Regions from separate parts of the Mus musculus genome. Here region 2 is linked to region 1. The links are chromatin loops, found by intact Hi-C in ENCODE. Cell type or tissue: gastrocnemius. All regions are shown on one strand. Links, peaks and the distances in the headings refer to the core of each region. The heading gives the core; the rest is flanking DNA. Region 1 overlaps Hpn (hepsin). Region 2 overlaps Cd22 (CD22 antigen).

Evidence for each region. Hi-C counts contacts between places; a loop is a spot of excess contacts. Peaks named below come from ENCODE experiments on the same cell type or tissue, not always from the same donor. Only the 100,000 strongest peaks of a DNase experiment are listed, where the experiment ranks them.
Region 2: a loop joins it to region 1, with 2.7 times the contacts of the local background. A loop is called at or near these places in 4 of 42 quality-filtered maps.

What each region holds. Positions count from the first base shown.
Region 1 is chr7:31,092,405-31,104,134 of GRCm38, reverse strand. Hpn (hepsin) reads left to right here. Exons shown (of 14, transcript NM_001110252.2): 6 at 506-635; 7 at 712-834; 8 at 941-981; 9 at 1,209-1,374; 10 at 1,467-1,657; 11 at 4,234-4,329; 12 at 4,487-4,629; 13 at 4,756-4,920; 14 at 5,062-5,410. The coding sequence ends at 5,100. Among named protein-coding and RNA genes, the nearest start is that of Hpn, 17 kb to the left of the region's middle. In gastrocnemius, for the core only: CTCF peaks have their summits at 4,365, 5,347 (motif pointing right), 6,338 (motif pointing right), 9,157 and 1 weaker place; DNase peaks (open chromatin) are centred at 6,352, 8,892 and 9,121; H3K4me3 peaks cover 377 bases; H3K27ac peaks cover 3,629 bases.
Region 2 is chr7:30,867,837-30,879,566 of GRCm38, reverse strand. Cd22 (CD22 antigen) reads left to right here. Exons shown (of 16, transcript NM_001043317.2): 3 at 227-372; 4 at 1,460-1,517; 5 at 1,724-2,128; 6 at 3,394-3,714; 7 at 6,148-6,432; 8 at 6,568-6,831; 9 at 8,964-9,221; 10 at 9,448-9,711; 11 at 9,794-10,057; 12 at 11,508-11,604; 13 at 11,710-11,730. The coding sequence starts at 1,481. Among named protein-coding and RNA genes, the nearest start is that of Cd22, 6.6 kb to the left of the region's middle. In gastrocnemius, for the core only: a CTCF peak has its summit at 6,285 (motif pointing left); a DNase peak (open chromatin) is centred at 6,283; H3K4me3 peaks cover 219 bases.

The sequences.
Region 1 (11,730 bases), core at 2,548-10,547:
TTGGCAAATTCTAGGCACATGTGCCGAGACAACACACCCTCCTCCTCTTTTGATAGGGAGCTTGAACTGTTCTTGAACTCAAGATTCTGTTTTCGTCCTCTAAGCGCTAGGATTACGTACTTCTTTTCTGCCATGCCCCTTCTAACCTTTCGTTTCTCTGTGTCATATTTATTTAAACGTTTTAGTGACCTGGTGAAATAGCTAAGGGTTTCTGACCCCCGCCCTTCCCCAAGTGGTTCCCCAAGCCTGACTGCACCCAGATAGGATCTCTGGACTTGATCAGCCACAGTGAATACCCTGCGCAGACTCCCTCTCCCAAGTCAGATGAAGTCAAGATCCTGCAACTCCGCTATCTCAGTCGGGGAGAGATACGCACTAGTATAATCCAACCTAGTAGTGGCTGCAGATACCACCTATGGGTCATGAAGGGTGCAAGACGAGAGCCCTCAGGGCCTCAGGCAGCCAGGGAAACTGGTGACCCAGGCCCGGTTTTGTCACCTTGCAGTGCAGCTCAGTCCAGGGGACTCACGGCTTGCGGTGTTTGACAAGACGGAGGGAACGTGGAGGCTACTGTGCTCCTCACGCTCCAATGCCAGGGTGGCAGGGCTCGGCTGTGAGGAGATGGGCTTTCTCAGGTACCCGGGTGGCCCTTGGGGGTAGGGAAGGGGATGGAATCGGGCCAGAGGTGGCTCTGACCCGAGCCCCGCGCAGGGCTCTGGCGCACTCGGAGCTGGATGTGCGCACTGCGGGCGCCAACGGCACATCGGGCTTCTTTTGCGTGGACGAGGGCGGACTGCCTCTGGCTCAGAGGTTGCTGGATGTCATCTCTGTATGGTAAGCAGGGCGGCTGCGGGTGGTAATGGCAGGTCTCCAAATATCATTCTAACTGGTCCCCTGATTTATCTTTCTGTCGCCACCCCTCTCCTGTGTCTTCTCATAGTGACTGTCCTAGAGGCCGATTCCTGACTGCCACCTGCCAAGGTGAGAGCGTGGGGGTTGGACGCAGTGGGCGCTGGGGAGGGCACAGATCTTTCTCTACATGCAGCCCAAGACTGGAGTTCTGGGACTCCAGGGTGGAGTGTGTCCCCACAAACATGTCATGTCCCTTTGAACAACCCCAAGGTTGGGGGAGAGCCTTGTTCCCACAAACTGCTGGAGTAGGGTGGTGTCTCCTCCCATTCTAAATCTTCCTTGTCACCTCTCCACAGACTGTGGCCGCAGGAAGCTGCCGGTGGACCGCATTGTGGGGGGCCAGGACAGCAGTCTGGGAAGGTGGCCGTGGCAGGTCAGCCTGCGTTATGATGGGACCCACCTCTGTGGGGGGTCCCTGCTGTCTGGGGACTGGGTGCTGACTGCTGCACATTGCTTTCCAGAGTGAGTGTTTTCTCACAGTGCCACCTGGGGTAGGGCAGGAGAGAGGTCTGCAGAGGCTGAGCCCAGGGACTTGTTCCTTCTGTCCCCGGCAGGCGGAACCGGGTCCTGTCTCGGTGGCGAGTATTTGCTGGTGCTGTAGCCCGGACCTCACCCCATGCTGTGCAACTGGGGGTTCAGGCTGTGATCTATCATGGGGGCTACCTTCCCTTTCGAGACCCTACTATCGACGAAAACAGCAATGACATTGCCTTGGTCCACCTCTCTAGCTCCCTGCCTCTCACAGGTAAGCCTGGAGGTCTAGCCTCAGCTTAAGGACTCCAGAGACTTAGGGATCAAAGAAGGGGCCTGTGAAGCAAAGTAGATCCATCTTCAGGTTTCCCTGACGATGGCGATAACAGACCCACCATTAGGGAGCACAAACTGGATATTAGCCATGGATGCCAGATAGCACGGCTGACAGTCACACACAACCATCTGAACCTTCCTAAAGGAGTCAGTCAGTCACTGTGTGATCCAGCGATTCCTTTCCTATACGCAAGAGAAGAAATACAGACGATCATGTGGAAAACCAGTGCTCAGATGCTCTTCATAGAACATTTAGTCATGGTAACCTGGGCATGAAGCCTGGAATCCCAGCACTCAGGGGCGAGGAAGAGGCAGGAGGAACGGGTTCAAGGCTAGCCTTGACCACATAGTGAGTTTGAGGATAACCTAGGCTACACAAGATACTCTAAGTAAATAAATGAGAGGAGTGAGGAGGAGTGGAGATGTTGCAAACAGGTAAAGAATCTGAGGTTTCTTCTGGGGAGACAGAATGTTCTGCAGTAGAACACAGTGACGGTCGTGCCAATCTGGGAACATGCCAAAGCCATGAATTCACGCATACGCTTTAACATGGAGAATTAGAAGATATGCGAGTTACAGCTGTGTAAAGCTGCAGTTATATACCTCAGGAAGGCTAAACCCCTCCAAAACCGTGCAGAGGAGAGGCTGTATGTAAAGATGTCTTAGTGGTTAGCAGCACTTGCTGTCCTTACAAAGGACCCTCATTCATTTCTAACACCCACATCAAGCCACTCACAACTGTCTCCGGGGAATCCAACCCTCCTTTCTGGACTTCACAGGCAGGCACACGCATATGCATACACACACACACACACATACACACACACACACACACACACACACACACACACACACGTGAATAAAAATAAATGTTAAATATGGAGGGGCTGGAGAGATGACTCAGTGGTTATGGGCATTAGCTGCTCTTCCAAAGGACCCAAGTTCAGTCCCTAACACCCATGTGGCAGCTCACAACGGTCTGTAACTCAGTTCCAGAGGATCCAGTTCCTCACACAAGCATACATGTAGGTAAAACATCAATTAATACACATGAAATAAAGATAATTAATTTTTTTTAAAAAGGAGCCCGGTGTGGCACATGCCTTTCATTGTGGCACTGAGAGAGGTTGAGTCAGAAAGACTCTGAGGCCAGCCTGGGCTGTGTTGAAAGACCCTTTTCACAAAATACCCACAATAAATAACTGCATCAATAATAGCAAAATACCCACAATAAATAACTGCATCAATAATAGCAAGCACACACGATCAGCGGTGTGCTGAGCTTACATGTGTGTTGCATGAAACCATTTTGGTCAAAGAGAATTTATACGACTGTGGTCCCTATGAGACAAGATGGCCTTGTGACATCAGAATCTTAATTTGCATGAAGGACACTCTTAGGATCTTCACGCAATGATGACTCATCTGAGGACACGTTTCTCAGAGCGTCTGCTCGTTGCTAAGTGACTGTGCGCTTTCGTCGGCCTTGGTGTGTCCCGTGTCTGGACTCACCTTGTCCTCCCACAGTCCTCAGGGTGGCCTCTCTCGCTGATTATTCTCAGTACTCCCTCAAGTGCTTCCTGCTTTCAATGCAGCATCTGCTTCTCACCACGGTTTCTGCGAGGAAATTATGTTGTGTGTACGCTTGGTTTTCTTTTGATGCTGGGGACCAACCCCAGGACCTTGTGTACTGTGGACAAGCACTCCGATACTGGGCTATAACCTCAGCTTGCAGCATGATTATTGTTTTGCACTGGGGTTGTATGGAGGGTAAGGTGACATTTTCCATCAGGGAGACAGTTCCATCAGTGAGGGGCTGCCAGGATTGTTTGCTATGCACTGCTCAATGACAGTCCATCTCAGTGGAGGCCTGTGTGTTTATTGTTATTTTTAATATAATGATTTTATATTTAATATAATTAATTTATTTTATGTGCATTAGTGTTTTGCTTGCATGTATATCTGTGTGAGGGGGTCTGATCCTGGAGTTATAGATAGCTATGAGCTGTCACATGGGTGCTAAGAATTAAACCTGGGTCATCTGAAAGAACAGCCAGTGCTCTTAACTGGCTGAGCCATCTCTCCAGCCCACCATGTGTTTATTATTGCAGTTTTCTGATAGGTGGAAATCAAGGGTCTCAAGAGCAGGGTGTGCTTTCCATTTTCCTGCCTCTGGGCTGGAGAAAGCCTCATGACCATGGTTAAGAGCCCAAACTTGGGGAATTAAACTAACTTAGGTTCCAGTTCTGATTATGCTATTGTGTCTATGAAACTTTGGACAGAAGACATGGCCTCTTGTCCCTCCTAATGCAAAGGTCAATCCCAGTTCTCTAGGATGACTGGGGGTGAAAGAAAAAGATTTGGGGAAGAGGTGTATACATTGGAAGATGAAGGTTCCATCCTGGTAGTGATAGGATGTGCTGGGGTTGTGTGGACGGTGAGGTGGCTGGATAGCTGTGTCCCATGAAGAACAGACTGGCTAGTGGGAACCGAACTGTATGCTCTCTCTCACAGAATACATCCAGCCAGTGTGTCTCCCTGCTGCGGGACAGGCCCTGGTGGATGGCAAGGTCTGTACTGTGACCGGCTGGGGTAACACACAGTTCTATGGTGAGTTCCAAGCAATACCAGCCAACACCACTAGGAGGGGCTGAATCTGCTCTGGGGGAGGTTCGGTGGACCTCAAAGAGACCCCCAGGCCATGGAGTGGGAACCAGGAGAAAGGGCTTGTTTCCTAATTCTGGTCACCTTACCCATGTCCCCTTAGGCCAACAGGCTATGGTGCTCCAAGAGGCCCGGGTTCCCATCATAAGCAACGAAGTTTGCAACAGCCCCGACTTCTACGGGAATCAGATCAAGCCCAAGATGTTCTGTGCTGGCTATCCTGAGGGTGGCATTGATGCGTGCCAGGTGAGGGACACAGTGGGCAGTCCCCAGGCCTGACACTGTAGAGAAGGAGCTAGGGTAATGGGATCAGGGGCTCCCCACTGGAGTCATGGAGGTCTCTAGTCAGGTGTCCCATCCCCCCATCACCAGGGCGACAGTGGAGGCCCCTTTGTGTGTGAAGACAGCATCTCTGGGACATCAAGGTGGCGGCTATGTGGCATTGTAAGCTGGGGTACGGGCTGTGCTTTGGCCCGGAAGCCAGGAGTGTACACCAAAGTCACTGACTTCCGGGAGTGGATCTTCAAGGCCATAAAGGTGTGTTGCTATGGCGGGGGACTGTCTGGGACCCTAATAAGGAAAAGTAAGAGGGTACTCTGGAGAACAGGTGGATTCCCATAGGCTTCTGGGGATGGGACAAGCGTCTGAGACCTTGGAAGCCTGTGGCTCTTTCCCTAGACTCACTCCGAAGCCAGTGGCATGGTGACTCAGCCCTGATCCCGCCTCATCTCGCTGCTCCGTGCTGCACTAGCATCCAGAGTCAGAGTTGGTCTGGTGGCTCCAGCCCCACGTGGTAGGCTCCACACTGGGCCTCACATGGAATGGTTTCCTGCTCAGATCCAGTCCACGGGTCCAAGGATGCTGGATCCAAGGACTTCTCTTCCACAGTGGCCGGCCCACTCAATCCCAGGGCCATTGGCCTCACCCTCCCACCCCATGTAAATATTACTCTGTCCTCTGGGGGGCGCTCTAGGGAGCCCCTTGTGCAGATGCTCTTTAAATAATAAAGGTGGTTTTGATTAATGGGTCTCTGCGTCTACAAACGGAAGCAGCGGTGTGGACATTTTGAGAGTAGCAGAGAGGACTGAGGGCCTAACACAAATCAAAAAGGGATTGTGACCCTCCCAGTCCCTACCCGTTTGAGAAAACATTTAAGCCGATCCTGGTGGCTGACTCCTGTAGTTCCAACACTTGGGAGGATCTTCACGAGTGAAAAGCTATCCTGAGCTACGTAGTGAGTTCCAGGCAGGCCAGTCTTGGCTGCAGAGTGAGACCCTATCTCAAAAAATAAAAGGAAGGTGGAGGGGGGTGCTAAAATGCCCGAAAGAATCTGACTTTAGGATTGCTCAACCCAACAACTCTCAAATTTCCTTCACTCTGCTAGCTTTCTGCAGACTTTCCCACAACCAGAAGAAACTCGTCCCATTTCTACATAAGTGAGGGTATGTGCAGTGGATCAAGTTCATGATGCCAGTGCGTGCGTGCGTGCGTGTGTGTGTGTGTGTGTGTGTGTGTGTGTGTGTGTGCGCGCGCGCGCGCGTGTGCGTGTGCACTCCTTTTATGAGAACACAAGAGCGGAGGGCGGGGGGGGGGGGAAGCCTGGGGAGACCCAGCTCTGGGTCAGAATTGAGTCGTGTGAACTTGTTGCATTTCCCTGTACCCAAAGTGGTGCCTGGGGCTGGGGGCTGGGGACGCGGGCTGGGCCTTCAGGATCCACATGAGCTGTGTGTGGAAGACTCTTCATAAGAAAATGAGGCGCTGTTTCCAGAGAAAGTGGACGTCAATGTTCGAGGGACAATAAATATGTCTGCTTATGGGCAACAGAAAACAAAACCTTGTGGGGCAGAGAGGGGTGAGTGGCAAGCCTTGTAAGTGCAGCTTGAAGGGCCGTCCCCTCAGAGACCCACCCCTTCCTGCTCTTCCCCTGCCTGCATCTGCAGACCTCTGTAGCAGTGTAGATGGCCACCAGAGGGAGCTGCAGCCCTGGCGCTTGAGAACTTAAGGCTCTTCCCAGACAGGCTGAAAAAGGCCGGCTCAGCGGGACAAAACACTCAACCTATGCCACTTCTCAAAATTTTAAACATTTCTAAATTTATTTTTGCTGGTTTTTTTTTCTTCTTCTTGTTTTGAGGGGGGGGGCTTTTCTTTTTCTTTTTCTTTTTTTTTTCTTTCTTTTTTTTTGGGGGGGGGGGGACAGAGTCTCACTATGTAGCCCTGGCTTTCCTGGAACTCACTGTGAAGATCAAGTTTCCTTTGAACTCACAGACATCCATTTGATTTAGGATTAAGGGCTTTGTCACCCGCATTCAGCCTTTTGGGGGGATTTGGTGGGTAGGAACCCTAACTGGTCTGGAACTCTATGTCACCCAGGCTGGCCTTCAGTGTGTGACAAACCAGCCTCAGGTTTGCCAGTGTGGGTTCCCAGCCTTACCACTGCCAGCTTAAGATCTTAACTGATAAATGTTAGAATACCACACAGCCTGTTAGCCGCAAACAGAAATATCTTCAAAAACACCCTGGAGGGACTCACAGTCCATTTGTCTGGGAAACATTCTAGCCATGAGCACCTGATCCCCCACAGCCTTAGTAAGGTCGATCTTCAACACTGTATTGCCTGCAAAGAGCCCCCCAGTCCTGCATGTCACTCACAGAACACCAATCCGCCACTGCCCCTCAGGGTTTTCCAACATTGTCTCGTCTGTGGCATTTTGGCGGGTCAATCAAATGTTGGCTTGCCAAAAATGCACAAGACTCCCCTAGCATGCTCAAAGTCCTGGGTTTGAATCCGAGCAACACACACACACAACTGTATACAGAGTTGGAGGGAGGCGACCATAAATGTCCCCTTCGTAATTGTCAGCTGAAAAAAGACACCATTCCTGTGCATGGTGCCCTGTGAAGGGTTTGAACAGATTTGTTTTGGAGGAAGGAGAATGCTTGTGCAGAGGGGACAAATGGAGAGGGCATGGCATGGCCCTGAGAGGTGGGAGAGGATTGTGGCCCTCCCTATTCTAAGGGATCTGGTAGAAATTTAGGCATGTATTAATTTATTTTCCATTGCTACAGTGAGACACCCAAGGGTGAATACTTTATTCAGAAATGGGGTATACAAGCTTGGGGGGATTGATCAGTGGTAAGAGTCCTTGGTGTTCTTCCAAAGGACCTGAGTTCAGTTCCCAGTACTCAGACTGAGAACTCCTGTTAACTCCAGCTCTGGGGGATACAGCGCCCTCTTCTGGTTCCAGGAGCACATGCACTCATGTACACACACACACACAAACACACACACACAGAATTAAGAAAACAAATTTTAAGAGGTGTAAGCAGGACAGGATGCAGCACTCAGGGTATTGAAGTAGAAGGATCAGGAGTTTGAGGCAAGCCTGGGATACATAGAACCTATCCCAAAACAGAGAGGGGAGAGAAGACTGTCTTCCGCAGCACAGTAGGCTGGAATTCCAATAGCAATGAAGCCCATGAACACCCACAGTGACCAGTAATGCTTCAGAGGGGCCTGTGGGGAAAAGATCACAGGAGTAGACTGCACTCAGCAGGGGCTAGTTCTGCCCTTTCTGGAATAAGCATTCTCTTGGGCCCCATCAGAATATATTGATTCCACTTCTGCTGGCTAGTGCTATGTCAACTCCACACAGGTTAGGGTCATTTGGGATGTGGGAACCTCAACTGAGAAAATGCCCTTATCAGACTAACCTGTGGAGAAGTCTGCAGCTCATTTCCTGGATTGATAATTGATATGGGAAGGCCTGGACCACTGTAGGCCATACCCATCCCTAGACAGGTCGTCCTGGGTGGTATAAGAACGAAGCTTGGGCAAGCCATGAAGAGCAAGCCAGTAAGCAACATTGCTCTGCTTCAGGGGCCTCAGCTTCAGTCCCTGTGTTCAGGTTCCTGTCCTGACTCCCTCGGGGATGGAGTATGAGCTGAGTGTTGTAAGATGAAGTAACCCTTTACTCCCCAAGTTGCTTTTGGACATGGTACAAATAGGAACTACTGCAGCAATAGGAACCCTAAGACACCTTTCTCCCAAACCCTTGCTCTGGGCTCTGCCTTTTTGTTTGCTTGTTTGTTTTTGTTTCTTCAAGACATGATCTCACTGGGTAGCCTTGGCTGTCCTGGAACTCACTCTTTAGATCAGGCTGGCCTTGAACTCACAGAGCTCTACCTGCCTCTGCCTCCCAAGGGCTGAGATTAATTGTTTGGGTTTTTTTAAAGATATATTTATTTTATGTATGTTAGTACACTGTAGCTGTCTTTAGACACACCAGAAGAGGGCGTCAGATCCCATTATAGATGGTTGTGGTTGCTCAGGACCTCTGGAAGAGCAGTCATTGCTCTTAGTCACTGAGCTATCTCGCCAGCCCCAAATGCTAGGATTAAATGTGTATGCCACCAGCTGGAAAAGAAGCTGCTGGCTGTCAGTTGCCATAAGTCAGCTGTCCTGGCACAGCTCTGACACTTGCTGTGTCCCCAGCAGCTCAGCCCTCACAAAGAAGCAGGCAGACTCCCTGGTTTGCCAGGAGAGATGGAGCCTAGCTGACAGAGCAGAACCAGGGGCTTCTTGGATGTAGCCCCTGCCTCTGAGAATGACACCTAGGGACTGAGCAGGGACAGCATCCAACACTCACCTCGCCGGGCCTCCCAGCTCAGGCTTCCTGAAGTGAAGCCACATCACATCTCACCCCATCGGGCCAACAATGCCAAAGCTATACACAGCCAGGTGAAAAGGCTGAAGAAGTTGATGATGCAGGCTCACGGTGGCGCTGTGTCTTAAAGGTTCTAACCCTGGTGACCAAACTTCCAAGGGACCACAAAGGGGCGCACTGGGGCGGTGGGGGGGGGGGGGCGGTAAACCGCAGAGGAACACCAGGCCCAGTCCTGTGTGGCAAGAGACTGGGTCTTCACTCTGGGTCTTCACTTCCCCCAGCGCTTTTACTCTCCAGTGCTTCAAAAGACCCCAGTGGGCTCACCTGACAGGAGAGGGGTTCCCTGTCTTGCCTTCTCCGCCTCCAGGATTTTTTTTCTTTACTCCTTTGTTTGCATTGTTTAGAAAACAGACAATTCAGGGTCCCATGTAGCAGAGGCTAGCTCAAATTCTCTATGTAGCTGAGGATGGCCTTGGCTCTTTTTCTGCCCGTCTCAGCCTCCTGAGGGCTGGAGTGACAGACATAAACCCACCCTGCCCTTTCTGTCAGACAGAATCCCTCTGCTTTTGTGAGTTGCTTTTCTCACTGCTGTGACAAAATCCCTGCTATAATTTACGGGAAGGTTTATTCTGGTTCATGGTTTTGGGGTGGAAGATACAGTCTGTCATCATGGGAAGGCATAGTTGGTTGGGACAGCCAATCACGGTGGTGGGAGCCTAAACCCAAAACTCTTCATATCTTGCAAGATCAGGATGCACACAGACAAGCAAACTGGAAGCAGAACCCAGCACCGGCATCACCCCCAGTGGTGTCTTCTCCAGCCACTTCCTCACGAAACGTCCTACAGCCTCTGAGAACAGCGTCACCAACTAGGGACCCCGTATCCAGACACAGGAGACTGTGGAGGACATGTGGGATTCAAACCTTGACTGTAACTCAGGCTGACCTAGAATTTACTACCCTTTTGCCTGGGTTTCTGGGATTACAGACCTGCGCCTCCACACACAGCTGGAACAGTGGGCTCGGAGCAGCGTGATTGTTAGAATCCACCCAGTCAAGCAGAGAGTAATGTGTAGTTTCTTTCTCTCCCTAGCTCTTTCTCAAGTGCAGAGGCTGCCATGATTAGGGAGGGATGTGACGGCCATTAATTTTACATTCAGAAGTAATTGCTGGGAAGGTTCAAATAGTGCGGGTGTGTAGGGAGACGGATTTTTGGTTTCTGCATAAAACGTGGTGTTATTGCAATAATGCGAGTTAATCAAGGAGCTGCTATGCTGCCCTGTGCCAAACAAAACGCCCAAACCTAGCAGGGAGTAATAACCCTCCGATCAGGCTCACTGGATGAGTGGCACAGAAGGTTGGACAGGGATAGCTGTGTCTGCTCCGTGATGCTCTGCCCTTGGTTAGCAACAAAAAGGACTTGATAAGTAGGGACTGTAGAGGCTTCCTGACCCGTGATCTGTGTCTAGGCTGGAGGGCTGGCCTCCATTGGGATGACTGACTCTTCTGAGTAGCTTGTGCCCCTCTCCCATCATGACTGCCTCAGGACATTTGCACTTCTTAAAAGGTAGCCCAGAAGCCGGGCATGGTGGGGCACACCTTTCATCCCAGCACTTGGGAGGCAGAGGCAAGCGGATTTCTGAGTTTGAGGCCAGTCTGGTCTACAGAGTGAGTTCCTGGACAACCAGGGCTACACAGAGAAACCCTGTCTCGAAAAAAAAAAGTTAGCCCAGGGCTCCCAAGTATTTCGGAAGTCTTTGCCTTTGACATTGCAGCCCTGCCTTTGCTTTTCAGCCGCCAGTCTACCTGAATTCTAAAGATAGGGACATAGATCCCACCTTTCAGTGGAGAAGACGTCAAAAAGTTAGGGGCCGTTGTTTTAGAACACCCACTGGATCCAGTTGGCAGCTGACAGAGCCAAGAGATAGTCTCTTTAAAGGTCCAGCCTGAGAGAACTGCCTGATGTGACCCAAAAATGGTTTGACAGGAGAAACAGTTGTCATGTGTGATGGTTTGTATATGCTCTGCCCAGGGAGTGGCACTATTAGATAGTGTGGCCCTGTTGGGGTAGGTATGGCCTTGCTGGAGGAGGTGTGTCACTGTGGGCATGAGCTTTAAGACCCTTATCCTAGCTGCCTGGAAGCCAGCATTCTATCAGCAGCCTTCAGATGAAGATGTAGAACTCTCAGCTCCTTCTGTACCATGCCTGCCTGGATGCTGTCATGTTCCTGCCTTGATGATAATGGACTGAAGTTCTGAACTTGTAATCCAGCCCCAATTAAATGCTGTCCTTATAAGAGTCATGGTGCCTGTTCACAGCAGTAAAACCCTAACTAAGACATCACACAAGTGTGAAGTCCTCAGTTCAAGCCCCAGAACACAGCTGACAAGCTGGGCACAGCAGTGTGCAGTTGTAACCTCAGGGCTGAGGAAGCAGAGAGGGGGATCTTTAGGGATCACTTCCAGACAGTCGGTGTGTTCCTGGTTCAACAAGAGACCCTGTCTCAAAAAGTATGGTGAAGGTCGACAGAGGAAAACATAAGCACGCATGCTTATGTGAAGATCTGCCTTTTAAAGTTATAAGTAACAAAATTGTGGCCATAGTAAATTCTCAATTGCATCTATTTAATTATAAATGTTGTGTGTGGAATGAGTCGCCTGTGCCCAAGGTGTGTGTATGGAG
Region 2 (11,730 bases), core at 1,416-9,415, 220 kb after region 1:
AATAGAGCTCGTGGCCAAAGAAGCATGGCCACTGCCTGTCTAAGCTCTTTAGACAACTTAAGAAGTCCTGCAGTGAAGCCTCCTGTTGAGCTCTGCTTTTCCCAAGTGGCTGTGACTTTGAAGACATCTCTATGTGGTGCATTCCCTGTACCTGGGAAACTAAGATAAGCTCTTCCTCAGATGATCTGCTCCAGCCTCAGCCCACAAACCTCTTATATACACCCAGGCCACACCACCCCCAACCGTGGAGGCAGAACCCAGCCCACGCTCAGCAACTGAACTGGCTTTCCCTACACCTGTTCCTGGTCACCCAGAAGTCCTTACTACCTGTGCCCTGCGGCCTGGGAGAGAAATAGCAGGAGAGAGAGGGAGGTGAGGATGCTGTGCAAGGTATGGGAAACCTTGGGTGGGTGGAAGGGAAGGGAAGCGAAGGGACACAGCTCTGCTCTCGGACACCGGAGACACACTCTGTTGGCACATCCTGCAAGATCCCTGGGGACTCACACAGAGATCACAGCCACATGAATAGAGTTAAATTGTTAAATTTAACTCTACATAAAGTGTAGGATGGTGGAGGCCAAGCTTGTTGGAGAGAGAGAGAGAGAGAGAGAGAGAGAGACAGAGAGAGAGAGAGAGAGAGAGAGAGAGAGAGAGAGAGAGAGAGAGATAAGAGTTGTAAATTAGTTGCCCTTAAATTGATCCGTCAGGCTAGAGCTGTATGCTACTACTTATTTAATACTACTCATAATGACTTGGTAAGCCAGACTAGCTTCAAGCTTGTATTCATAGATCCAGGCTCCAAAATTCTGGGATTTTTAGGTATATACCACTATGGCTGGTCCTATGTATTGCTTCTAAAGCAAGACATTTCTCATGACAATCTGGCTTCTTCCTTATGGTCAGACAGTGGGTGATCGGACAACATGAGGTCCCCATTCCCACCTGCTAACGACTGGCTGTTGTTAGAAAAGGGATGCCTGCCCCTTGCTCCCTATCAGCACCCAGGGCTCAGGAGGCAATCGCTCAGATTTCTCGCTGCTCTAAGGCTTTCCAACTTCCTCCAAATATACTGCACTATGAGTTTAGTTTTACTTTTTGGGCTAGTACTAGTACAATTGAATCTAGATCCTGTGCTTGTTAGGCAGGGGCTCTACCCACATCTCTATCACTATAACTAGACACACCACACACACACACACACACACACACACACACACACACACACACACAAAATCAGGAAGAAAGGGGCCAGAACTCAGGGGACAACAAACAAGATAAGGGAGCAACAAGATGGCTCAAAGGCAAATTCCTTTTGTTGTTCTTGTTGAGACCGGGTCTCAGAATGTAGCCCACGCTGGCCTCAGACTCATAGCAATTCTCCTTACTCAACTTCCTGAATGCTGAGATTACAGTCACATGCTAACACATCCAGTTTACAGACTAATTCTTCCTTCTTTAGGTCCCACCCAGACGAGACACCATGCGCGTCCATTACCTGTGGCTCCTCTTGATCCTAGGTAAGTGCTGAGGCCCAGGCTGGTAGCTGGGTCTGGAGATATCAGTGGATAATGCAGAGAGGGGATGGACCTGGGGCATTGGAGGGGAACCGCAGAGATTCTGTGCTCCTGCTCCACCGTGTGTCTCCCCAGTGTCTCCCTCTCCTACTTCCAGTGGAAGTTCTCACCCCTCAGTAACAACTTCTGACCAGAGTTGTGGCCTTTAGGACACGTGGCTTCGGCTCGGTACAGCTCAGCAAATGATTGGACCGTTGACCATCCCCAAACCCTCTTTGCCTGGGAGGGAGCCTGCATCAGGATTCCTTGCAAGTACAAAACTCCACTACCCAAGGCACGTCTGGACAACATCCTCCTTTTTCAGAACTATGAGTTTGACAAGGCCACCAAGAAATTCACAGGAACTGTCCTGTACAACGCCACAAAGACTGAGAAGGACCCAGAGTCTGAGCTGTACCTTTCTAAGCAAGGGAGAGTAACATTTCTGGGGAACAGAATAGACAATTGTACCCTGAAAATCCACCCGATACGTGCCAATGACAGTGGGAATCTGGGGTTGAGGATGACCGCAGGGACTGAACGATGGATGGAGCCCATTCACCTCAATGTCTCGGGTAAGGCATGGGGAGACAGCCAACTGTTCTAGCGGCAGCAAAGAGGGACCTGCTCAAACCCTGGAGCAAACAGCCAAGGTGCCTATTTAACATATTAAAGAGGGCCTGGCACCAGATTCTCCCAGCATCCCTCAGTCCCTACCTATTACAAAGAATGGCTGGCTCCTGGCCCCCACTCTCTAGCCCATCTCCCCAGCCCAAGAGCCGGGCTGCCCCTCCCCCAGGCTCTTCCCTATATAATCCAGCCATCTGGGTAGCCCACCCTCTTTTACCTCTAGCCCATTTCCTTGGCTGCTGTACCTGGTTCCCCTCTCCCACCCTTCCTCACCTGGCTCGGGGTCATATCCACTCTGGACTCTCCCAGATGTGCCTGCCTCTGGCTATGTTCTCCCTTTTATCTACAATATAATTTCTCTTCCACCACACCTAGGAGCAATCATGTTCTTTCCTTTTTATTTCTCCTTTTCATTTGCTCACCAAATAGGAAGCTTTGATGCACACACACACACACACACTCACTCACTCACATAACTCTCTCACACACACACAGCCAACTGCAGCATGAGCAATTGTCCTACCTCAGGCTTTCTCTCCTCAGCTTGTGTCTGTTCTGGAATCCGTTGTCGAGGCTCTCAGGTTTTCTGAAGCTTTCCAAAGCAGAGAGAGGTCTGGATTTTCAAATCTCTCAGTGTGTTAATGACCAAATTCTTTTAGGCTAGAGGAGAGCACAGGGCTCAGACATGACCTCTAACAACAGCCAGGGGCCTCTGCCCTAGACAGTATCATCACTCCACACTAGAGCTGTCCATGCTGCGTCTCTTGGTGTCACATCATCTGTCAGATGGTCTGGCATGGTGGAGATTTGAGCCCAGGGCCTCAGGATCACCCCACTAAAGGAATGTTGTGCTTGGCTGACTCTAAGTCTGAGTCTGACAAACAAACACGTGCCACCAATGATACATGGAGAATTAAACCAATCAATCAATCAATCAATCAATCAAATCAAATCAAATCACCCTGGGTGATCCTGAGGCCATTAGGAACATAATGGAAGGAGAAAGTGAGAAACAAAGTCAATGTTAAACACAATTTCCCAGCAGGCTTGTGTTCCCAAGGCCTTCCAGAGTAGTCGAACTGACTAAAGAAAGGCTAGCCTTGAAGGGCTTCTTCTGGGGTCACATGGGAGAGGAGGCCTGAAGTCAGGGGTGGACAGCCAGTCTGTGTCCCATCTCCAGCAAGCAGGCCTCTCTCTTCTTTCCCCTTAGAGAAACCGTTCCAACCTTACATCCAGATGCCATCAGAAATCCGGGAATCCCAAAGTGTCACTCTGACCTGTGGACTGAATTTCTCCTGCTTTGGGTATGACATCCTCTTGAAGTGGTTCCTAGAAGATTCTGAGATCACCTCCATCACCTCTTCTGTCACCTCCATCACCTCTTCTGTCACCTCCTCCATTAAGAATGTCTATACAGAGAGCAAGCTCACCTTCCAACCAAAGTGGACGGACCACGGAAAGAGTGTGAAGTGCCAAGTCCAGCACTCCTCCAAAGTGCTCTCAGAGCGCACTGTGCGTCTGGATGTTAAGTGTGAGTCTCCGGGTGGGAAGGATGCTACCTGTCACCTTCTTCCTAAATCCTGTTGCGTTGTACCCAGGGTGGGAAGAGCCTGTGTCCGCTGAAGGTTTAGCTGTCAGTCACCTGTTTCTGCGGTGGCACAACTGTCTCTTCTGTTAGTCCTGTGTCTCAAGACACAGGTTCATTTTAGCCTCTGCCTTGGCCTGAACAATAAGGCAACCCAGTTAAGTGTGGTAATGCAGGCCTGGAATCGGGCACTGGGCAGGGGAGTAAAACACTGTGGTCTCAAAAACCAAGGGCTAGAGATGTAGCTCAGTGGTATGGTGCTTGCTTAGCACTTGTGAGACCCAGGACTAACCTCCAGCATCAATCAATCCATCCATCCATCAGTCAGTCAATCAATCAATTCTGAAGCCACATCATGCTTTGAGGATCATCTCCTTAGAGTTCATTGTTCTCCATACATGTAAGTTTTCACATCATTATTTTATGCTTCATTCACCCATTCATTCACCCACTGAATGAATATTTACTGTGGGGCCTGGCATGGTGCTACATACATTTAAACCCAGCATGCATGAGGCAGAAGTAGGTGGAGTTCTGTGAGTTTGAGGTTAGCCTGGTCTACATAGTGAGTTCTAAGCCAATCAGACCCTACCTTAAAACAAACACCCAAGCTTGTGAATTGATTGGGTGCCAGTCTTGTCTTGAATGCCAGCTTAGGCTGAGCACACAGGTTCTGCCTGTGTGGATTAACAGTTGAAATGGAATAGACACATAAGAAACATAGAACAGAATTGCCAGGAGGAGATATGTATATTAATAGAAAAAGAGGTCTGGGTAGATAACTCTGAATTTGTCTAGCCAATCTAATAAACCCCCTTTGAATTATTTTTTTTAAAGCTTAGTACTATGTGATATACTGATTATTCAATTTTAAAAGACTTTTAATTTTTTATTTGTATGTGTGTGAGTGTTCTGCCTGAATGTATGCCAGTGCACGGATCACAAGAATGGTGTTTGTGGAGCCCAGAAGAGGGTGTTGGATGCCCTGGAACTGGAGTTACAGACAGTCGTGAGCCTCCCTGTAGATGCTGGAAACCCTAGTCCTCTGGAAGAGCAACCAGTGCTCTTAACTGCCGAGCCATCTCTCCAGCCCCATAATATATTTTTTTAAGTACTTAGGAAAGATAGTTCAATGGTTTAGAGCACTTACTGCTCTTGCAGAGGACCTGAATTCAATTCATAGCATCCACACCAGGCAGCTGACAACCACCAAGAGCTGTCTCTCCATGGGATCTGAGGCCGTCCCTCTGACACAGATACACACAAAGAAAAGAAAACAAACTTTTTTTTTAAATGTATTTGCCTTACAAGAATGAGGACTTGAGTTTGAACCCCAGAGCTCACATTCTTTTTTTTTTTTTTTTTTTTGGTTTTTCAAGACAGGGTTTCTCTGTATAGCCCTGGCTGTCCTGGAACTCACTCTGTAGACCAGGCTGGCCTCGAACTCAGAAATCTGCCTGCCTCTGCCTCCTGAGTGCTGGGATAAAAGGCGTGCGCCACCACACCCGGCTCAGAGCTCACATTTTAAGCGTTGAATGTAAGCAGCGTGTGGTGTAATCCTAGCACTTGGGAGGCAGAGGCAGGTGGATCTGAGTTCGAGGCCAGCCTGGTCTACAGTGTGAGTTCCAGAAACCCCCGTCTGGAAGAACAAAAAGCCAACAAAACAAAACAAAACAAGTTGGGTATGGTGGCCTTTGCTTGTTGTCTCAGCCGTGGGGAGGCAGATCCGGGTGGATCCTTGGGCTGGTCTAATAGAGCTCCAGATCAGCGAGAGACCTGGTCTCAAAAAATGTAAAAACAAGATGGATGGTTTCTGAAGCACAACACCCATGGCTGTCCTCTGACCATAGTCACCTGCGCACTCGCGGGCGCGCACAAATACCTCAAAAACCGGTCAAAAGGAGGCGGGTGATTAGAAGGATAGAGACTCATGTGAGGAAGGTGCAGACCTCAGCTGACATGATAGAGAACAGGCAAAGAAGTTCCCATGGAGAGAAAGAAATAAGCACAAAGGTCCTGAGGGGGAGCATCGTGTACCCACGGCAGTGGCCGAGGACCGGAGAGGAGTGTGGGTCAAGCCTGAGCCTTTTCAGCTAAGCAGGGAAAGAAGTAGAGAGGGCTGGTCCCCTGGGCTGTACAAGCCCAGTGGATAGACAGCTTCAGTGCCAGTCTTTGACGATGCTAGGGATACTCGGGGTGCCGGCAGAGACAACAAGGGTAGGGGACAGGAGAAATGAGAGTAGGCAGACAAGTGAGGAGCTGGGGCAGTCACCTGGGTGGACATAGGAACCACAGATGTGCGTGCTACTGCTGTCGGAATAACAGTGCAGCCACCGAGCATTCCCTGTGCTCTCCGCAACTGCTTCTCGTTTCCCGCAGATACCCCGAAGCTGGAGATCAAGGTCAATCCCACAGAGGTGGAAAAGAACAATTCTGTGACCATGACATGCCGGGTTAACAGCAGCAACCCGAAACTCAGGACCGTGGCGGTGTCTTGGTTCAAGGATGGGCGCCCCCTAGAGGATCAGGAACTGGAACAGGAACAACAGATGTCCAAGCTAATTCTGCATTCAGTGACCAAGGACATGAGAGGGAAATACCGGTGCCAGGCTTCCAACGACATAGGCCCAGGAGAGTCGGAAGAAGTGGAACTCACGGTGCACTGTGAGTTTCCTTGAAGCTGGTGAGGGAGGTGCGGAGTTAGCAGGATCCTCAAGGGATGATACCAGAGGTTCAGGTGGCTGCCTGCCCACATTAGCAGGCTCTGCTCACCTGTCCTGTGGCCATACATTCTTTCAGATGCTCCAGAACCCTCCAGGGTTCACATCTACCCTTCCCCCGCTGAAGAGGGACAGTCAGTAGAGCTGATTTGTGAGTCACTGGCCAGTCCAAGTGCAACAAACTACACCTGGTATCACAACAGGAAACCTATACCTGGAGACACCCAAGAGAAGCTCCGCATCCCTAAAGTCTCCCCGTGGCATGCTGGGAATTACTCTTGCTTGGCAGAGAACCGTCTGGGTCATGGAAAGATAGACCAGGAAGCTAAGCTGGATGTCCATTGTGAGCGGCCAACTGACTTCTGGGTTTTGGAGGAAAGAGGGAAATAAGGAAGGCAAATAGGGAGGGTGTAGGGGTGAGGGGTTGTGGGAGTGAGGGGGTGTAGTGGGTGTTGAGTGTGTTGGGGTGTGGAGGTATAGGGAGTGATGGGTGTGGAGGTGAAGGGGTGTACTGGGTGTAGGATGAGGGGGTGGGAGGGAGTTTGGAAGACAAGCCACCAGGCACCTGGAGCTTCACAGCTGCATTCTAGACAGTGACCAAGAGCCTCAGCTTATGGCACTTACTTAGTAGATGTTTGTTGAATGAATGAATGAATGAATGAATGAATGAATGAATCTCACCAGCCTGGTGGCCCAGATCTGTCATCCCAGCTACTGGGGAAGCTGAAAAATCACAAACGTGAGGCCTGCCTGGGCAGCAGAGTAAATTCAAGTTCAGCCTAGGCAACTTAGTAAGACTGGCTCAAAAGTAGAAAGAGGACCAGAGATGTAGCTCAATAATAGAATACAACCTACAATATACCAGTAAGGTACTCAGCAACCAAACACTAGTCTGGAATCCCCCAGTGAGGGATCTGGGGGCATGGCTCAGTGATAGAGCCCCTGCCTAGAATCTCCCAGTGAGGGGCTGGGGGCATGGCTCAGCGGTAGAGCCCCTGCCTAGAATCCCCCAGTGAGGAGCTAGGGGCGTGGCTCAGTGGTAGAGCCCCTGCCTAGAATCCCCCCAGTGAGGGGCTGGGGGCATGGCTCAGTGGTAGAGCCCCTGCCTAGAATCCCCCAGTGAGGGGCTGGGGGCGTGGCTCAGTGGTAGAGCCCCTGTCTAGAATCCCCCAGTGAGGGGCTGGGGCCGTGGCTCAGTGGTAGAGCCCCTGCCCAGAATCCCCCAGTGAGGGGCTGGGGCCGTGGCTCAGTGGTAGAGCCCCTGATTAAAATCCCCTATAGAGAAGTTGGGGGTTTGGCTCCCTTGGTAGAATACTTAGCACACATACAGCTCTGGATTCATCCAGCCCCGCATAAAAGAAACAAATGTAGTGGCACATACCCGAAATCTCAGCACTTAAGACACAAGGCAGGAGGATCATAAATTCAAGGTCACCTTGGCTCTATAGCAAGTTTGAGGCCTGCCTGGGCGATGTGAGGCATGGAGATCTAACATTCGTAGGCAACGGGTGAGGCCCTGAAGAAGTCCTGATAGATCTGAGAGCCAGAGGGACCATCTCACCATTCTGCCCCACTGTTTGGCATTCCTCGGCACTGCACAGCTTGCCTTGGAGATGCTTCCAGGATAGTGTTTGTTGGGTACCTAGTGGCTTGGATACAGACAGGGCTACCCATACTCTGAACATCTGAACAGCAGTAGTATCACACCACTGGCTGCTCTAAGGATATCCTTTGGGAAGATTCTAGAAGGCTAGGTGCCCAACTTGATAGGGGTCTACAGGCCACCATCACACAGCTTTAAACAGCATGGGCTCTGCTTCACAGGTGCAAGAGGGGACAGGAGAGGGGACAGGAGAGGATGCATTCAGGGACAATGTGAAAAGGTTCTGTGAAAACCAGCCTTGCAACTGGCCCAGGGTGGTGCAAGTCGGCCTTTTCGCTTATTCAGGGGCTATTCAAGTTCAAGGCTGACCTGTGCAAATTAAGAAGACTGTGACTCAAAAATAAAAGGTTAAAAAAGAAAAATAGGGAGCCGGGTGTGGTGGCACACACCTTTAATCCCAGCACTCGGGAGGCAGAGGCAGGTGGATTTCTGAGTTCGAGGCCAGCCTGGTCTACAAAGTGAGTTCCAGGACAGCCAGGGCTACACAGAGAAACCCTATCTTGGAAAAAAAAAAAGAAAAAGAAAAAAAGAAAGAAAGAAAGAAAGAGAGAGAGAGAGAGAGAGAGAGAGAGAGAGAGAGAGAAAGAAAGAAAGAAAGAAAGAAAGAAAGAAAGAAAGAAAGAAAGAAAGAAAGAAAGAAAGAAAGAAAGAGAAATAGGTTAGGGCTAGTGATATAGTTCATTCAGTGGTAGAACTCTTGCCTAGCCCATGTAAGACCTCACGTGTGGTGTCTGGTGCTTGCAAAGGGAAAGAAAAGAAATCATTCTTTGCTTGCCTCTCCATCTTTGCTTGCCTCTCCATTCTACCCTAAGATGCTCCCAAGGCGGTGACCACAGTGATTCAGAGCTTCACACCAATCCTGGAAGGAGACAGTGTGACCCTGGTCTGTAGGTACAACTCCAGCAATCCAGACGTCACCTCCTACAGATGGAACCCTCAAGGTTCTGGGAGTGTGCTCAAACCCGGAGTGCTGAGGATTCAGAAAGTGACATGGGATTCCATGCCTGTCAGCTGTGCTGCCTGCAACCACAAGTGTTCGTGGGCCCTCCCTGTCATCCTGAATGTCCACTGTGAGTGATATGGGGTGCCCAGGAGGAGGTCACATTGAGATCTGTGGGTGGGAGAGTGAGGGGAGGGGATGGGGACTCGGGCCACAGGCCAAAAGAGAGGGTTGAGGGAGGACGCACAGGGCTCAGCGCCAAGGAGACAGGGTGTCCTAATCAAGGGGACAGGAAACTTTGGGGACATCAAGAAGGGAAGAAAACCAAAACATCACCTGAGGCTGTGGCCCTGCAGACGCCCCCAGAGACGTGAAGGTACTGAAGGTAAGCCCCGCATCAGAGATCCGCGCTGGGCAGCGTGTCCTCCTCCAATGCGACTTCGCAGAGAGCAACCCGGCAGAGGTCCGCTTCTTCTGGAAGAAGAATGGGAGTCTCGTGCAGGAAGGGAGGTACCTGAGCTTCGGCTCCGTCTCCCCAGAAGATTCTGGAAATTATAACTGCATGGTCAACAACTCCATCGGAGAGACCTTGTCACAGGCCTGGAACCTCCAAGTGCTGTGTGAGTGGCTGGAGCTGGGGCCTAAATGAGAAGATGATGAGGTGACCCGCTGCCCCGGCCTGACTCGGGGTCTCCTTTACAGATGCTCCTCGGAGGCTGCGTGTGTCCATCAGCCCTGGGGACCATGTGATGGAGGGGAAGAAGGCCACCTTGTCCTGTGAGAGTGATGCCAATCCGCCCATCTCACAGTACACCTGGTTTGACTCCAGTGGCCAAGACCTCCACTCCTCAGGCCAGAAACTGAGACTGGAACCCCTGGAGGTCCAACACACGGGTTCCTACCGCTGCAAAGGGACCAATGGGATAGGCACAGGAGAGTCACCACCCAGCACCCTCACTGTCTACTGTAAGTTCCCCTTGCTGTCTTCCCTTGGTCCCTGTCCTGTCCTGGGAGCTGCAGTCCCTTCCCTCTTCCTTCTCCTGTGTCTAGCTCAGACATACCCTGTGACCTGAGTGGAAAGTCCCCTGCTCTTCCGGCCTGCCTTCCTCCTTTCTTCTACATGCCAATCTCGCCCTTGATGGATAAGACACTTAGTTCTTTTATTTTTTTTTTAATTTTTGTTTTGTTTTGTTTTGTTTTGTTTTTGCTTTTCAAGGAAGGGTTTCCCTGTGAAGTCATAGCTGTCCCAGAACTTGCTCTATAGACCAGGCTGGCCATGAACTCACAGAGATCTACCTGCCTCTGCCTCTGCCTCTGCCTCTGCCTCTGCCTCTGCCTCTGCCTCTGCCTCTGCCTCTGCCTCTGCCTCTGCCTCTGCCTCTGCCTCTGCCTCTGCCTCTGCCTCCCAAGTTCTGTGACTAAAGGTGTTGGCCACCACCACCCAGCTAAGATCCTTATTTCTTATCTTTTGATATTTTAGTGTTTTAAACAAGATAATACTAGCATATAGTTTTTTTAAAAAATCTTTTCAAGCACAAAAAGGAAGCTGAACAGGGCCTTGAGAGGTTGGAGTGGCGATGCCATGTGAAGGCCAGTGCCAGCCTGGGCTATGTAGAAAAACAAAACAAAAGAACCTCATCTCCTGGGCTGGAGAGATGACTCAGCAGGTAAGAGCATTGACTGCTCTTCCAGAGGTTCTGAGTTCAATTCCCAGCAACCACATGGGGGCTCACAACCATCTGTATGGGATCTGATGCCTTCTTCTGGTGTGTCTGAAGACAGCTTCAGTGTACTTACATATAATAAATAAATCTTTTAAAAAAAATCTCCCTTTCCTACAAAACCCACCCACACTTTTTTGTTTGAGATAAGAGTCTTGCTATGCAGCCCAGGTTGGCCTTGAACTCCAGGCTCAGCCTCCTGAGTGTGGGGATTACAGATAGGAGTAACCATGCCCAGTTTGTGCTGGCCTCTTTCAAATGACTGTAGCCCATCCCATCTCCCTAGCACCCTCTTCAAGGCAGAGACGAACTGAAACCCTTGCTGTGGACACACCTGCAAGGACAAGCCAGGGACCAGGCTTGTGTTGGAGCAGAGTCTGTCTGGGTGCACTTTAAGTTTTGACTGTCTGATCAAACTGTTCTCAGGGTTGCAGGGCAGCAACCAACTCAAGGGTCACAGGCTTTCTGTGAGAGCTGACTATGGAGTAGCTCTTGCTAGAGGCAAAGATTTGTCTCTTCTCTGCTATCAGGGGTGGAAAGACAGGGACTTCTTCTCCATCCTCTTCTCTATCCATCTCCCATATGAGGAGGAGATCTGCAGGCAAGAAGGACCAGGCTTCGTGAAAGGATAAGGACAGAATGCTCTCTCTCTGCCTTCACAAGGCAGAGTGGGCCTGTTTACCTTTCTTCACCAGACAGTCCAGAGACCATCGGCAAGCGGGTCGCCTTGGGACTAGGCTTCTGCCTGACTATCTGCATCCTGGCCATCTGGGGGATGAAAATCCAGAAAAAGTGAGCCCTGTCTGTCTGCTGCCCCTCCTCTTCCTGTCCCCTCCCCACAGCCCGCAGCCTGCCAGGATCATCCCCACCTGCCCTCACAAACCCCTTGATCCTTAGATGGAAGCAAAACCGCAGCCA